Linked DNA regions of Homo sapiens: region 2 is linked to region 1. Evidence: chromatin contacts called from ENCODE Hi-C data. All regions are on one chromosome and are shown on one strand. Each heading gives the region's core, a stretch centred on a gene start or an enhancer-like site at or near the end of the contact. The rest is flanking DNA. Distances are from core to core; before and after follow the strand shown. Region 1 holds the start of CWC27 (CWC27 spliceosome associated cyclophilin). Region 2 holds the start of MCCC2 (methylcrotonyl-CoA carboxylase subunit 2).

Region 1 (3,357 bases), core at 711-3,210:
GAGTTCTATCCACAGAAAACATCTTTCATTCTGACATATTTGACACATAAATATTAGTCAATATTAGCTACAGCTACTACCTCTGTACTTAATTTCTCACTTATCTCCCATCTGTATTTGAGTTCCATCCATAGAAAACATCTTTCATTTCCTCTTTTCACATATTTCCTCTTCCTTTACGTATCCAGTTCCTCCGACTGCAGTCTCCTCTCCCTTCAAGCCACCCCTCCTACAATTCAGATCTCCTCCTAAGTGCTACCTCCTTTGGAAAGTCCTTCTGCCCATCCTGTATGTGTTTGGTGCCCTTACTTTGTGCTAAGGTCTTGTATTTTCCTTGCCATGGCACTTGTCCCACTTTCTGTAAATTTCTCTCTCTTCACTGCTAAATTCTAAGTTCTGTGTGAAGCGTAACCATGTCTACCTTGCTCACCACTGTATTTCCAATGCCCAGTACCAGTGCCTGGCACACAGTAGGCTTAATAAAGAGTGTACATTTCCTCTCTCACAGCTCCAGATGTACTCCTCCGCAAACTTCAGTTAGTACAAAAGCACAGTGTTCCAATAACAGCTATCTGTAGAAGGAGGTTCAAAAAGGCTGCCACAGAATAAAGAACCTGGTCAAATAATACTGGGAAGTGCAGGTTTAAACAAAGTTAGGGTTCTGAACCATAGTAATTCTATAGTTCATAGTAATTCTATAGCAATTCATAGTATTCTATTCTAATAGAATAGAATCTTTTCTATTACTAAAGTGCGCTGGGAATTTCCAAGTTGGGAGGTGGGGTGGAGAAGTGTGTATTTCTGAAAATGTCTCCTGCAATCAGTGTTCTGCAGTGGCAAAGCTGGTTTGAGGAGATGCTTTCCGCTACTAGAACTTCCAAGTAAGCTGGTAGTTGAGGACGAGAAAATCTTTTAAGTAATTATTCTGCAGAGTTCACCGTTTTTAGGTCAGTAACTTCTGGACATAGAATTTGAGAGTTAGAAGAAATCTTATATATAATTCAACAAAGCTCCTTCTTTTTATAAGGAAACTGAGGCCCAGAAGCACAAAGCGACCAATCTATGGCCACGGAGCAGCTACATACAACAGGAAGAGCTAGGAGTAGAACCCGCACACCCGGTGGGTCCTAGCGACTTCTAAGACAAACGATGCCTCCGGTTACCTGGGTCGGCCAAGTGTTCCCACTTCAAGTTTTAGTTTTAAGCCATACCACAGTTAAGGTAGTTTTTCTCGGCCGCTTGCCCCCTTAGGCCTACAGTTACAGTCTCTCCCTCCTCCCTCCCTTCCACAATACACTTTCCCTGTAATCCCAAGCAGCTGGGGCTTGGCTCCTGGGGGGAAGATAGTTATTTTCTTTCCTTCAGAGTTTATGTTTGGAGTGTAAACTTTTTCATGTAAACAAAACAAACCTGTGAATTTTAAGGCCTCCGCCTAAATCCCCATGGGCGCTGCTCCGTACACGCCGCACCCTACCCTACCCTCCCTTGCGCTCCCTTCGGAGCTCGGACGCAGAGGCCCTGTAATTGCTCCTTACCTGGGACTGCCATGACGGTGGTAAGAGGGGTAACTCGAGCCTCTGGCTTTCGAAAAGGCGCTTGCTTCCCGCCAGCTGTGAGAACAAGGCACAGTCAAAGCGGCGTTTTCCTTCCCCCAGCGCAGCAGCACCCTCGCTACGGTCGGGAAGGGCCTGTACGCCTCTAGCGACGGCAGAACCAGTAGATGCGGATGCAGTTTCCGGACGAGTCATATTGCAGAAGACACATGGTCCGAACCATTACTGATAGTTTTGGAGGGGGAGTTAGTTTGATCTGCACACGAGAGTAGTGTAAACACCGCCAACACTTATGAAGTGTCCCTTCTAATATTGTAATACAAATAACATAAATAACATTAAGCTATGGTAACTTTACGGACTTTTCTCGTTCCCTGGAGTACATTGGAATAACCCTTCTCAGGGTTAGCGGTGCTCGGGTCCGGTAACAACATGGCGGCGTCCGTGAGGGGCTCCTTTGGGCAGGGGTAGTGTTTGGTGTCCCTGTCTTGCGTGATATTGACAAACTGAAGCTTTCCTGCACCACTGGACTTAAGGAAGAGTGTACTCGTAGGCGGACAGCTTTAGTGGCCGGCCGGCCGCTCTCATCCCCCGTAAGGAGCAGAGTCCTTTGTACTGACCAAGATGAGCAACATCTACATCCAGGAGCCTCCCACGAATGGGAAGGTGAGAGCCTCATCTAGGGAACTTGGGGTCCTGGGATCCCCAAAGTGAGATTTCCCGGATTTGGGGTGGGGAGTGGGTTTCAGGATCTCGTGGTAGGAAGAGACCACGAGAAGTGTTGTCTTTACTCCTGCATGTGGACAATGTTGCATCGAAACACTGATGTTGGTACTTTTCAGGATGTACTTGAAGAAGTCAAGTGGAGATTTCTCTACCTACCAGCATTCCGGTCCTATTTAATGCTTTAACCCAACTCATGCAGCCGATTTCTGGGGTCTTAGGTTTTTAAACAGACATTTTTGAGTTTGATATATTCTTTGCTTAACTAAGGTCATTCATTCTCCATTTCTTCTACAATCATTAATTGAACGCCTGCGAGGCACTGGGCACTGTACTAGGCGCCGGAGATACAAAGATGGATGGGTAAGGTAGTTGTTTTCCCGGAAAAGCTTATAGTTTAGTTTGTGAGACAGACAGGTAAACAAAAGCCTGTATGTCTGATAAGCGTGCTTGTGGAGAAGAGACCAGGTTGCTATGGCGGTACTGAGTAGTGAACAACTGGGGAAGTTAGGAAAAGCCTCATGGAAAAGATATCTTTTGAGCTGGTTTTAAAACCTGAGATGACTGTCAGTCAGAGAAAGTGGGAAATGGGGACTATTACCACATTAGAATGGGGAAAGGTTTCTCTGATTGATTTGATGGCTAATGTATGCCAATTCCCATCCAAGATGTTTGTATGCTGTACAAGGCAGAAGAGTCTGTTGTGGAATAAGTGTCACCTGAATTCTTAAATTGAGACCTAGCTTATATCACATATGAAATTTGATGAATCAGCATATTGGAGAAAATGAGATTGGAAGTATATAGTTGAATTAAGATAAGCTAAATTTACACAACATACCATCCTGTTTGTTACATGATTGCATCATAAATAATTTATACAGTCTTTTATTCATTGACATTTGATAATGTAATGAGAGCAATTTAAAAGTGAAACCAAAAATGCTGTAATTCCCAGCAAAAATGTAATGGATATTTTATGGGCAGACCAATTCTTTCAATTCTTTGTTTGAACTTCTCCTGGGCATTGTAGATTAGTATGTCCATCCCACCCCTCACCTATCTTATTTAATATCAATGT
Region 2 (3,586 bases), core at 232-2,731, 6.8 Mb after region 1:
CTCTGCCCCACTAAGCAACCAATGGAGTAGAAGTAGTAAGTGCTCAATAAATATGTGAATGAAAAACCTTAAGTTCAAGGCATTTTGTATAGAATGTTTTAATTTTTATGGGTATATTTGGAGTCCTTTATTTAAGACCACAGTGCTGATGTCCACAATCTGTCACTACATAGTGCCTGGTGTGGTGGCTCATGTCTGTAATCCCAGCACTTTGGGAGGCTGTGGCGGGCAGATCGCTTGAGTCCAGGAGTTCAAGACCAGCATAGCCAACATGGTGAAACCCCTACAAAAATAAAAAATTAGCCGGGCTTGGTGGCACAAACCTGTAGTCTCAGCTACTGGAAAGGCTGAGGTGGGAGGTCAAGGATTCAGCGAGCTGTGATCGTGCCACTGCATTGCAGCCTGGGCGACAGAGTGAGGCCCTGTCTCAAAAAATGAAATAAAGTAAAAAATAAAAATAACTACATAGCGAAAATAATCAGAAGAATGTTTAAGGTCTCCAGTGAAAGGACAACAGGCTTGTTGTGCTGTTCGCAAGCACGTGTTAGATGCGATTCACTCATGTTGTTGGTGTGTCACTGGGGGTTGTGACTGCAAGTTGTCCAGGTTCTTGGCATTGTGAACAAAGAATTGGACAAAACGCCCAGCAAAGCAAAGAAAGAACAAGGCAACGAAAGAACGAAAGCAGGGATTTACCGAAAACGAAAGTGCACTCCACAATGTGGGAGCGGACCGAGCAGAGCTCAAGGGCCCGGATATAGAATCTTCTTGGGTCCAAATACCCACTAGAAGTTTCCTATTGGCCATTTTATGCTCACCTCAAACCCGATTGGTTGCAAGAAGCAAGCAGTCAGAGGCTAGGGTGAAATTACAAAGTTATACTTCTATGCAAACGAAGACTGGACCCCCAATCAGTCTGATTGGTTGTGGACAGCAACCATTCAGAGGCTGGAGTTAAGGTTCAAACTTGGCAAAGCAAGCCTCCACCAGCAGTAAGTCTGATTTGTCGGGGACAGCCAATTTCCTATCTGCCCTGCGGAAAAGGTGGGGGGGTTTGCAAAGGGAGTAGCCTTTGGTCCTTTTGTTACTTAGGCATGGAAAGTTAGGGTTTTCCTTTCAGTTTAGCTCTAGGAAGTCAGCGTGAGACAGCCTTAGGTTCCCTGCTTCCAGACTTATTCTCCTGCCTTAGGTACAGTCACTATCGTGATATTATCTATCGCTGTGTCAACACAACACCAATCCAAGCCCAACCGCAGCTCTCTCACTGCCGCACCGCTTCGTGAGGGTCGATCCGCCGGGGAGACCTGCTCTCCTGCGCTCGGGACTAGACGCGACCTCGCGGGGCTGAGGCTCTGTCCCTTATTGGCTGGGTCAGGGGGCGTGGCGCGGCTTGACCAATCGCGGGCGGCGCGCTTAGGCACGTGTGTGGACAGGCCTGAGAATCAGAGAAACCTTCTCTGGGGCTGCAAGGACCTGAGCTCAGCTTCCGCCCCAGCCAGGGAAGCGGCAGGGGAAAGCACCGGCTCCAGGCCAGCGTGGGCCGCTCTCTCGCTCGGTGCCCGCCGCCATGTGGGCCGTCCTGAGGTTAGCCCTGCGGCCGTGTGCCCGCGCCTCTCCCGCCGGGCCGCGCGCCTATCACGGGGACTCGGTGGCCTCGCTGGGCACCCAGCCGGACTTGGGCTCTGCCCTCTACCAGGTAGGCTGAGCGCCCCGGTGGCCTGGCCGCCGGTGCCAGGCTAGGAAGCAAGTGGAGGAGGGGCACGCTTCAACAACTGCTGCTCTCTTGTCCGGAGCCCCAGTTGATTCTGTGACGCACGTGAAGTTTGAAGAAGAAAAGCCTAACAGATACAAGAAAGTTTAGTTCACTTTTAGAGCTGGCACTGTACTTTGTGTCTTTGAAATCAGTGGTTCTTAAAGCCTGGTTTAGAATTGCCACCTGGGGAGCTAGCTGAATAGCTGCCTGAGCCCTACTCTGGACCTTGTGGGTCTCAGGTGGAGTCGCTGTGTTTATATTGTTAGTGAACTCATTAGGGGACTTTTGGCAGCCAGCTTTGGGAACCACTGGCCTAGAGCAGCCCAACGAGGGGCGCTGTGCTTAGGAAATTTGAGTTTAAAAGTTGATTATGATGGCCGAGCCCAGTGGCTCACGCCTGTAATCCCAGCGCTTTGGGAGGCCCTGGCGGGTGGATTACCTGAGATCAGGAGTTCGAGAACAGCCTGGCCAACGTGGTGAAACCCCATCTCTACTAAGAATACAAAAATTAGCCGGGCATGGTGGCGCGCGCCTGTAATCCCAGCTACCTGGGAGGCTGAGGCAGGGGAATCGCTTGAACTTGGGAGGCGGAGGTTGCAGTGAGCTGAGATCGTGCCATTGCACTCCAGCCTTGGCAACAAGAGCGAACTCTGTCTCAAAAAAAAAAAAAAAAAAAAGTTGGTTATGTTAATAGAAAATATCCCACAGTATCTTTGAGTGGCTTTTCTTGGAATTAGGAGGCATCATAAGGCCAAAAAACTCAAAACTTGCGAAATATCAGAGCTGGAAAATTTCACTGTGTTCCCACGATTTCTAAGCCTATACAGATAACATCTAAATAGTGCAAACAACACACAATTGTTTGTCAGTCCAGAATGTTTAATTCAGAATTATTAAGTGGTTATTGTGGTCTAGGCACTATTTTAGATATTTGGCATGGATGCGTAGGAATGGAACTAATAATTTTGTAGGGAAGATGGACAAGAAAGCAGGTAACTGTGGTACAGTGTAAGAAGGGTTGTCTAAAGCTTGAGAAGGTGGTTACAGAAAGCTACCGATAGGAAGTAATGGGTGAGATGAATCTTGGGTAAGAGCTGGCCAAGTTCAGGGTGCAGGATGGAAGGTAAGACTGTATAAACCAAGAGAGTTACAAGAACATAGGTACTGAGTTATGAAAGTGTATATCTGGTGTGAGGACTTGAATTCCATGTCTAGGACATGGAATTCATTGAATAGTGTCTGGTGATGGGATTGATTGATTATGGGGCCAGATAGAGGAGGATCTTCCATGCAAAAGCCACATTTAGATTCCATTTGGCAGGTTGTCCATTAAAATATTTAAGTAGATAAGTGGCATGATCCTATGGATATGGTAGAATCATCAGTGTGGTGGCAATGTGGAGGATGGATTGATATAGGGAAAAGACTAGACCTAGGTGACAGTGGAGAGTTGAGTCTTGAGATGAAGGAGTCAAAGTTAGAGTTGTATGTAGGAGGGGGGCATAAATACCTGAGGAGCAAAGATTATAGAGTTAATAACTGAGTGGAAGGGGAAAATGGATGACTTTGGAGTTTCCAACTGGGCAGAATATTTAGTTAGGTGGAACTGCCATTAATACAAAGAAGGCTTTGGTGATGGGTTTTGTATGAATCACCTTTTGCTAGGTTGCGCTTTGTGTAACAAATAATCAAAAAATCTCAGTAACTCACAACAGTAAATATTAGTCTCTCACTTGATTTTGTTTTGTTTCTTAATCTCTCACTCGTGTTGGTGGCCTTTGGTTAGCTGCTGCTGTGACTGTTCCACTGCAGGGTAGGTTCAGGTCTGCTCCA

The links. A loop is a pair of places that touch in the nucleus more often than their neighbours do. Pooled maps may share reads with other maps.
Region 2: a loop to region 1 is called in a pooled map, with 22 times the contacts of the local background. The contact joins the promoter of MCCC2 here to the promoter of CWC27 in region 1. A Hi-C loop is called at or near these places in 5 of 50 pooled maps.

Annotation. Positions count from the first base shown.
Region 1 is chr5:64,766,970-64,770,326 of GRCh38, forward strand. CWC27 (CWC27 spliceosome associated cyclophilin) reads left to right here and starts at 1,961. Exons shown (of 14, transcript NM_005869.4): 1 at 1,961-2,219. The coding sequence starts at 2,178. SREK1IP1 (SREK1 interacting protein 1) reads right to left here and starts at 1,722. Exons shown (of 5, transcript NM_173829.4): 1 at 1,536-1,722. The coding sequence starts at 1,548. LOC124900985 (a long non-coding RNA gene) reads right to left here and starts at 1,527. Exons shown (of 4, transcript XR_007058787.1): 1 at 1-1,527. RefSeq lists enhancers at 1,006-1,732, 1,104-2,303, 1,455-1,544, 1,695-2,014, 1,733-2,457 and a silencer at 1,473-1,767.
Region 2 is chr5:71,585,859-71,589,444 of GRCh38, forward strand. It overlaps MCCC2 (methylcrotonyl-CoA carboxylase subunit 2), which reads left to right and starts at 1,482. Exons shown (of 17, transcript NM_022132.5): 1 at 1,482-1,696. The coding sequence starts at 1,568. RefSeq lists an enhancer at 1,141-1,927.